Regions from separate parts of the Homo sapiens genome. Here region 1 is linked to region 2. Evidence: read pairs that join two places in POLR2A ChIA-PET (ENCODE). Cell type or tissue: MCF 10A. All regions are shown on one strand.

Region 1 (5,000 bases), 150 kb after region 2:
GCCCCTAGAAGAGCACACACATAGAAAAGCAGACATACTTAATTAGTGCCACCCTAGTCTGGTGCAGTACTCTAAAATCTCAGGAATGTTTCTATAAATGGGTTTTCTGGTAACCCCATTAGCAAGCTGTCAATTTTAGACCCAAATGAGCAAACACCTAACTTTATATCACAAGAAAGGAGATGCTTGCAAATTCCAGCAGGGCCCTTTTACATATGTGTTTTTTTTTCTTTAATCTTTTTTTTTCTTATTTTTAAATTATTTTATTCTACTCTATTCTTCTCCACAGGGCAAGTTCTATCTTAAACAAGTCTTATAGCAAGCAACCAAGGCAAAGTAATAGGATCTGCACAAAATCATCTTGAAATTTTACACTTTCAAGCTGACAACTTGAAGAAACATTAATCCCATATTTTTAAAAACCTTCTCAGAAATTTTCAGCAGTAAAAATAAACAAACAGCTCTGCTCTAAACTTTAACACCTTTCCCTAAAACCCAAACAGAACAGTGGTACAGCTGTCAATAAAGTCCAGTAGGAAAAATGAACAAGTAAAGAAGCAGGGCCGGGTGTGGTGGCTCATGCCTGTAATCCCAGCACTTTGGGCAGCCACGACGGGCAGATCACCTGAGGTCGGGAGTTCAAAACCAGCCTGACCAACATGGTAAAACCCTGTCTCTACTAAAAATACAAAATTAGCTGGGTGTGGTGGCACATGTCTGTAATCCCAGCTACTCGGGAGGCTGAGGCAGAAGAATAGCTTGAACCCAGGAGGCAGAGGTTGCAGTGAGCCAAGATCGTGCCACTGCACTCCAGCCTGGGCGACAAGAGCGAAACTCGTCTCCAAAAAAAAAGAAAAAAAAGAAGCAACTGTTGCTGCTGCCTATTAACTTTAGATGAATATGTGGTTACTGCTCATCGGCCTAACCACTTTAATGTGGAATACACTGGGCTATACCGTACTCTACATTTACAGTCCTTTCACTATCCTAAAGAAACAGTATGCCTATCTTCTAAATCTACTCATGATGACTTCACTAAACTTAAAAGGATGCTATATACAACAAGCAAATATTTCATTGTAACCTTTCCCCTCAGCTGCTTAATAATTCCCTTTAAGAATCTATTTCAACAATGTACATGTGAATATATACATTTTATTTATTTAATTTTTGAGATAGGGTCTACGTCGTCCAGGCTGGGGTGTAGTGGGTATTCAACAGGCGCAATTATGGTGTACTACAGCCTCAAACTTCTTAGCTCGAATGATCCCTCTGCCTCAGCCTCCCAAGTAGCTGAAACTACAGAATATATATACTTTAAATAAAATTTGCTTATGTCCATTTTTAAAGGAAAAAAATACAAATTAACATTTCAGAAATACATATTCACATGTGAGAATTCATGAGTTTTCGCCTAAGATTTATCTAGGCTGCCTTCAAGTCACATAACAGTCTAATTTTTACCCAAAAAAGGACAGTCATAGGCCTTTCCAATTCCATACCAGTTCCATACCTTAGTACTTTTTTAAAAAATTTACAGAAATAAAACCACATACTACATTTAATATTAGCTATTACAGTGACATATATCTTATAAAATGGAGAGATGGCACTGATAAAAAATAAACACAAGCTCAAAAGTTTTGCTTTGAAGAATTTAAGTTAATGTTCAATGTTCTGGGAGTTTTATAATTCAGGCATTCATTTATTCACTCACTGTACATATATTTTTATGAACACTATGCCAGACAAGTGTCACTGGAGACAGAATGCCTCCAGCCTCCACCCAAACAGTCAGTGAAGTGAATCCTCTCTGTGCTTGCATCTCTCACTTAGGACTTACTATATAACATGAAAGTACTGCTCTAGAACAGAGGTCAACAAACCTGTGCTATGAGAGCCAGATAGTAAATACTTCAGCCTTTGTGGGCTGGGACATATGGAGTCTGTCGCTATTACTCAACTCTGCCCTTATTGTGCAAAAACAGCCACAGACAATGCTTTGTTACATGGGCTAAACTGTGCTCCAACAAAACTTTATGGGTAACTAAAATTTGAATTTCATGAAATTTTCACATGTCACAAAATATTATTCTTCTGATTTTTTCTAACCAATTAAAAATGTACAAACCATTCTTAGTTCACAGCCCATACAAAAATAGGCAGGACTGGACTGGACTTGGCTAAGAAGGCCATCATTTGCCTACCCCCAAATCGAGAGACATGGGTCTCTGCATCTACACCTCATCTAAGAATGAGGTCAGGGCAATGTCCCATGAATCACTACACATCCAGGAATTTGCATTGTTGCTAATACATAACAAGCAATTAACCAATATTAGTCATCTTTAACTGAACTAAAAGATTACTAAACCCCTGACTCGTCCTTCAAAAACTTCATGGTTTAAAGGTAGAAACAGACAAGTAAAGAAACAGATAATCCTATGTGATAGGGACTGTGATAAATACCTACAGGGTGGCGTCAGTGGGAGACTTAATCCAAGCCAGGGAGTGGGGCAGAAAGGGGAGAGAGAGAGAAACTGGGGAAGGAGTCCTAACACCTGGGAGAAGTGTTCCAAACCAAAGAACAGCCCTGTGAACACGTGAAGCAACAAAAAGGTCCAGATCCTAAGTACCCTGTACACCACGCCAAGGAGTTTGGACTTTATCATAAAACCTTGAGGAACCACTGCAGAATTTTTAGCTGCAAAATTGTATGATCAGATTTGCATTTTAGAATCATCACTCAGTCCAAAGGATGGCTGCCCAAATATAAAGGGCAAAACTGGAGGCAGAAAGCCCACCAGTTTATTTGGAGGCTGTGGCAACAATCCAGGTGAAATGCAATGGGAACTTACAGTAAGGAACTTACAGTAAGGCAGAGACAAAGAGGACGGAGAGAAAGATAAGCATTCAAGACACATAGTGTCTGGATATAGAAGGTAAGAGTAGAGTCTTGGACAGATTATAGTAACGATTGGTGGGAAAGAAACGGGTGAAGTTATAGCTACCCAGAACCGACCGACCACACAGCAGTGGATCCTATCTGTTCACCAGAGTAGTCTTTACTCATGAAGCCTGTCAAGCATGGTTCTTTCAGGAGAGACGTGGGCAACATCGGTTGAGAAACTCAGTGTTAGACAGCAGTGTAGTTCACTGAGATAGGGAATACCAAAAGAGCTTTGAGTTGGGTGAGACAACAAGGAGTGAATTTAGTTTTGAATATGGTCTCTGGACATCCCAAATTGACCATAACCAACAAGATTTTAGATCTGGAAAAAGAGCTGACTAGAAATACAACTTTAGAATTTACAAATTTACAAATGAAATTGCAAATAAAGCCTTGAGACAAACACGAGTTCATCCACGAAGCGTGAACAGCATGAAAAGAGAGGAATCTAGGAACATAAATAAAAAGAAGTATGCAGAAGAAAAAACAAGGAAAACCAAAGGAGTCTGGTATCTCTGAACCAGGGTATACATGAAATTTTAAAAGTGGCTTAGAATAAAGTAGACTTTCTTTCGAGAGACTCGTTAGAGAAGCTGCAAGCTGCAAGAACGAATGCAATCAACTAGGTAGTCAAAGACCTATCTCCCACATGACTTTAGGCAAATCACAACCTTAGGCATCTTTGCCTTCCTTGCGTTGTGAGAAATCTCATCAGTGATAAACTGGAGGCCTTATAAACTGTAAAATATTATATAGACACCCTTGATTTATTATTGTAATGCCATTATGAGTGTGTAAATTCCTAACAAAGTATAATCTTCTGAAGATAGGACCCTCAATCTTCTACATCTTTCTATCAGGTACAGTGGTATGTATTTCAAGAGTATTTTTTAAAATGTTTGCAGAATATCCGGCAATAACATGAGAATGTATGCACAGGAGGAAGGAGTGCATAGCAAAAGGCACACCCAATTTTCTAAAATTATTTAGAACTGAAATAGTCAAAACTTGATTCCTCCCACAAATGTGACCAATGACAAATGGAAGAGGTGGGGGGGGGGAGGAATGCCTTATAGCTCCAACTTCTCCCCTAATGTGTAAATTCTTTTTTGAATGCCCTTAGAATGGAGAAGGAATTTGGAGAAAAAGCAGTGAACTGTAGAACAGGAAAGCAGCCAACAGCAACTTTATAAAACTGTGTTCAACAACTGCTGGCCATTAAGGAAGAGCTCCTTAACTTCTCAAGTTGAAACCTGCAAAATGTAAATCAGGCCTTTGTGAGACAAACTAAAATAGTGTCCCCTCAGGGTGCACAAATACCACAGTGAAGTCACCACAGTGAGCTATTCCCTGACATAGTCAGAACCCACCTTGCAAAGGTTTTCCTGGGGGGAAAAATTGCCATTTGTTCCATGTTAAATACATACACACTCAGCAGAGGACCAAAGAGAATAAAAGGCAATAGCCTTATATATCAATTATTCTAACTTAAACACACAAAAAAGATATGCAGATGCAGATTTAAAAGCTTCATTTAATCACTATTGGTTCCTACAGTTTATGAGGAGCTTGGAAACTAATCTGGTTTCAGTGTTAATTTTAGGAGTTTCATAAACTTTGATTGGGTTGGTTTTATAAGCACTCTTTTCCTTAATCTAATTGTTTTTAGAAAGAGGAAAAGCTACCTTTCTCAAGATTAGGATCCTGTCTGCCAAGTTTCCATCCACAATGATTATCAAATTAATTAATGGGGCTGTTTGATAAAAGGCAAATCCTTAGCTACAATCTTAGTATCAACTACTACCCCACTGGTACTGATAAAAACTTACTATAACTTATAAGACATAAAACCCAAACTTTTTAACAGCAACTGAATAATCCATCCAGAAGTTGAAGGTGAAACAAAAAAGACTTCTTCTTAGAAAAGTGGCTGGTGGAGATTTCTCCCCACAACAAGCAGAAAGTGCAATTCTGGTTCCCATAGCAACTTTAACTCTTTTTATCCGAGGATGCACTGCACCCTGCACCCTGGATGACTGTGTATGGTGCT
Region 2 (5,000 bases):
CTTCACTTTCAGACAGGTAGGGATCTTACATTTCAAGGAAAAGGTAAAGGTAAAGATTTAAATGTATTCTTAGGATTACCTTTAATTAACACATGGCTTTTCAAAAAAGCAAAAACAAAAATCTATTTGCTTTTCCATATGGCCCAAATAAATATATATTTTTTCAAATCCAGACAAAAGTCAACTTAATACTACTCAGTAACAAAAAGGAATAAACTACTGATACATACACAGCATGGGTGAATCTCAAAGCATTGTGCTAAAACAAGCCAGGCACAAGAGCCCAGATACTACGTGATTCCATTTAAATGAATTCTAGAAAAGGTAAAACTACAAAGCAAGAAAGCAGATCAGTGGTTGCCAGGGACAGGGACTGACTGCAATGGGCCATGAGGATACTTCTGGAGGATGAAAGAAATATTACTGTGGTCAAAAGTAATCAATTGCTGGTGAGGCTCAGTGGCTCACACCTGTAATCCAGCACTTTGGAGGCTGAGGTGAGCAGATCACCTGAGGTTAGGAGTTTGAGACCAGCCTGGCCAACATGGTAAAATCCCATCTCTACTAAAAATACAAAAATTAGCCGGGACTGGTGGTGCACACCTGTAATCCCTGCTACTTGGGAGGCTGAGGCAGGAGAATCGTTTGAATCCGGGAGGCGGAGGTTGCAGTGAGCCGAGATCATGCCACTGCATTCTAGCCTGAGCGACAGAAAGAGACTCTGTATCAAAAAAAAAAAAAGAAAGAAAAAAGGCCAGGTGTGGTGGCTCACACCTGTAATCCCAGCACTTTGGGAGGCTGAGGCGCATGGATCACGAGGTCAGGAGATCGAGACCAACCTGGCTAACACGGTGAAACCCCGTCTCTACTAAAAAAAAAATACAAAAAAATTAGCCAGCCATGGTGGCAGGCGCCTGTAGTCCCAGCTACTTGGGAGGCTGAGGCAGGAGAATGCCATGAACCCAGGAGGCGGAACTTGCAGTGAGCCGAGATCGATCGTGCCACTGCACTCCAGCCTGGCCGACAGAGCGAGACTCTGTCTCCAAAAGAAAAAAAAACACAAAAAAAAACTCTATTGTACACTTAAAATTGGATTGTATACAAAATGTCTCAATAAACTGATATAAAAAAGAGAAAATCTCAAAAGAATATATTTCATAATTCAGATACTTTAATTCAAATGTGCAACCTCAAAGCAACCACTGGAAACATACCAGTGTTTGCATAAGTTGTGTGATAAAACCAGGCCTGACAAAACCATCTCTGCTGGTTTGGATCAGCACTAAGTGGCCAGCTCAGACCTTTGGGCAGAGACATCACCCAAGCATTGCAGGAGGAGCCCTCTTCTGGAAACCTGTTTTGGCAATTTACAAAAAGTAAAAGATGCTTTTTGAAATGTTTGCATAGGAGCATGAATTTTAAACCCATCTCAGACTTTTGTTCTAGAAAGTGAGCGCTTGAATTTTCATCTGATCCTCCCCAAATTTGTCCATTTAGAGTGTAACTCCTTGTGTTGGTGAGGATAATGCTCTACGTAGAAGTTCTCCAACCACAGAGCGGAAAAGGACTGGGGCATTCCCACCGGGTGTGGCCAGGAAGGCTGAGGCCCTGGAAGTCCCCTTTGTTCATTGTTGCTTTTGCAGCTCACAGTCATCACCCAGGGGACTTTTCTTTCTACAGTGCTGTATAAATCATTTCACAGAATGGTCATCTCCCCACCCAACCCCCCAAATAGAATTATAAGTAACATGTTGATTTTTCCCTTGAGTTCCATCATTACCTTAGTTTACTTTCAGAAGGAATGTCTGGCATGTCATCCTCTTTCAAACTCACTTATGATAAAAACTGAAGTACTGGCTGTTAACATGCCAGCAATGGACAGGGCTGTTGGTCCCAGTTCCCTGCCTTTTAAAAAATCTCCCCAGATAGTTCTAATTATGTCAGCATTCACATTACAATTTTAAATGTAAAATATAGCAATCAGGAAAAAAAAATTTTTTTAACTCCCCTTTGTTCTTAATTGGTAAAGGAAAATGTCCATAAATGGAAATGGTTCAGTGTTTCCTGGATCGTCTGGGTAAATTCTCTGAGGCTGGCCAGACTCCAGAAAACAATGTTCTCTGAAGCAAAACCCTGGCTGAAGTGGCAAGCTTCCATTTTATGCAGAAACATATGTGGTGTGCCCACAGCTAGTTTTCAGGGAGCGGTAGAGGCCAGACCAGAACTGAAGTAATGCCGTTTATTTATTAAAGGGACATGATCCTTTTTCTGTGGTTGGCTGATGGTACACCTGGGCCAGAGATGTGGTGGGAAATCAACACATGAAGAAGAACTTCATTTGCATCTTTTTTGGTGTAGCTATTATAGACAGAAATATTCAAATCAATTAATAGTTAAACAATACAAAAAAATGAGGCTGGATGTGGTGGCTGACGCTTGTAATCTCAGCACTTTGGGAGGCCAAGGTGGGTGGATCAGTTGAGATCAGGAGTTTGAGACCAGCCTGGCCAACACAATGAAACTCCGTCTCTACTAAAAATAAAAAAATAAAAAATAAATAACCCAGGCGTGGTGGCATGCACCTGTAGTCCCATCTACCTGGGAGGCTAAGGCAGGAGAATCACTTGAACCTAGGAGGCAGAGGTTACAGTGAGCCGAGATCACGCCACTACACTCCAACCTGGGCGACAGAGCGAGACTCCATCTCAGACAAAAAAAAAAAAAAAAATTGGGAAGGAGCACAGAGAAGAGGGGCATAAGCTGATAGAAAGCAAAATAGACACAGAAAAAAATCAGAACAAAACAGAGGACAAAAGATTCTGAGAGAGGGACATTTAGTAGATTTCAAGGCTGTGTCAGTTGTTGTGTTCCCTTAAACTGAAATTTGGGCATCCGTGCATCTGTGAAATGTTGATTAGTAGATGAAACATTGCCCATGGTTCCTCAACCATGCTTATGCTTGGACCATAGATATTCGAATTTGAATGAGAGGCAAAGGAGACCACTGCAGTGAAAATCTTGTCTCCATTGCAGTGGTGGGGGCCAGGGCTGTATCACATGCAGCCTTGACAAGATAAACTAGAAATGAGAGGTGGCTACCCTTAGATCAGAGATCCTACCTTTGCCTTTGTAAGGAAGAAATGAATTCAGGAAACAGTGTTTCTAAATGTATTTCTAAATTTAAATCTGAATTTTTCCACCTTTAATAATTTAAATTACAAAGTCTGAAAAACTCTATAGCATTTAGAAACCTGTCCTCTGCCTTTAAATGGGAAACTTTGGGTGTGTTTTCAATGTCTGATAATAATCTTGACAATTACAATACTAATAGCCAAACTGTAGTGAATATTCTGCATACGCCCAGCTCAGTGATGAGAGCCTTTATAGGGATTATGGAGTTCACTGTTCACCACCATCCCATGAAGCAGGTGTTATTATTATCCTCATTTTGAGGTTACCCAGGCTCCCACACAAATCCACACCGATACCTCTCTCTAGAATTATTATTCAACTACAATATAAAAACAAATTAAGCCACTCACTGAACAAATACGCTCTATAATTTAAAAAATCTTTCATAAAATATGACATGCCTGTTCCTTATAACATACACTGTATGTTCTATAGTCACCCCTCTGCAGCAGGTAAGCAATAAACAAGGTTTGGCTATTAGGGGTGCATTTTCCTTGTCATATTACCTTTGTTATTCTTCAGCATATGACAGCTTCGATTCTTATGCAACATCCTTTTATGTCATCCAATCAGATCTTGCATGGTTTTCTGTTGGTCTGATACCTTAATCCAGATATAAGAGTACGTTATTAAGTAATTCGATTCTTGAACGCCTTAGAACAACTGGAAGTTATTTTCGGCATAGTGATAATAGTCTGAGCTTGTGCAAGAGCTCAAGAATTTAGTAGCTATATCTCCGAACTCAGCTTTTCTAGGGCTGGGTTACACAGAAATCCCCAAACATTCCTGGGTGGTTCTTTTGCAGGAAACTTGCAGATTGGTTATTCCACTGCGCTCTAATGATGGAGAGAGCTACAAATAATCACAGAAAAATCTAGAGACCTTCCTCACTAACCTAAAAATTTCTCATAGTCTCAATATGTTTATTTAGATTAAGTAGGAAAATTAATTCAGTGATTCAGACAACTTAAACCAAAATGACACATTTGCCTCACCACCTGGCTGTTTTAGGTGAATTTATTTTAGGCCTGAATTATTTGGACAACTATTTCAGTGCTCTGTTTTTTATTATATGAATACAAAGTAAAACAAGGTTTAATTGTCATTGCTTTATCAAATTAACTAATGCCTTTGCTATTTTCTTTTCTCAGGGTCCTCTATTAATACAACCCTTATAATTTACTTCGAAAATTTCAGCTTAAGCAGAATATGGCTAAGTGGTTTTGCAACAAAATTGTTTATATGGAATTGAATACATCTATGTGCCTCAGGTAAACATAAAGTGGTGTGAAAGGAAAATAAATCATGGGACCCCCAAATCACTAAGCCAAAGGGAAGAGTCAAGCTGGGGACTGCATTACACAAACCTGCCTCCCATTTTGTTTCTAAATAAGATAGTTACAAAGATAAAAAAGCTACACACCTCTCTCACAATTTGCCCACTAGGAAATTCCTTGTGGGCCCCAAGATCAAGTTCTGTTGAATTTCACCCTGACAAGGTAAACTGATAGCTTATCTTTATGGGTACGGGACAAAGGACAGAACTTAAAGTTATCCCTCTACTCACCTGAGACAAATGTATATCTGATCACTTCCTCTGCCCTGTATTTTATCTTATGTAAAAATGCTGATTCGCTGAGCTAAAGGAATACATAAGTGACTATTCCTTTACCCACCCTTACATGTGAATGGCTAATCGAAGACTCAAAAGAATGCAACCGTTGGCCTCTTATCTATATACACCTTCAAAACATTCCTTCCTTTTTTCCTAATATCCGCCCTTTCCCCTTTAAATATTGAAGTTCTCA

Evidence for each region. ChIA-PET counts read pairs that join two places held together with the same protein. Peaks named below come from ENCODE experiments on the same cell type or tissue, not always from the same donor. Only the 100,000 strongest peaks of a DNase experiment are listed, where the experiment ranks them.
Region 1: POLR2A ChIA-PET joins it to region 2 with 5 read pairs; 5 of 35 experiments call an interaction of 5 or more read pairs at or near these places.

What each region holds. Positions count from the first base shown.
Region 1 is chr1:183,027,165-183,032,164 of GRCh38, reverse strand. The region is part of intron 1 of LAMC1 (laminin subunit gamma 1); the gene reads right to left. Among named protein-coding and RNA genes, the nearest start is that of LAMC1, 6.2 kb to the right of the region's middle. In MCF 10A, no CTCF peak of the experiment used is centred here; DNase peaks (open chromatin) are centred at 1,944 and 2,274.
Region 2 is chr1:183,177,586-183,182,585 of GRCh38, reverse strand. No RefSeq gene overlaps it. Among named protein-coding and RNA genes, the nearest start is that of LAMC2, 6.2 kb to the left of the region's middle. RefSeq lists an enhancer at 1,466-1,585. In MCF 10A, no CTCF peak of the experiment used is centred here; DNase peaks (open chromatin) are centred at 1,615 and 2,125.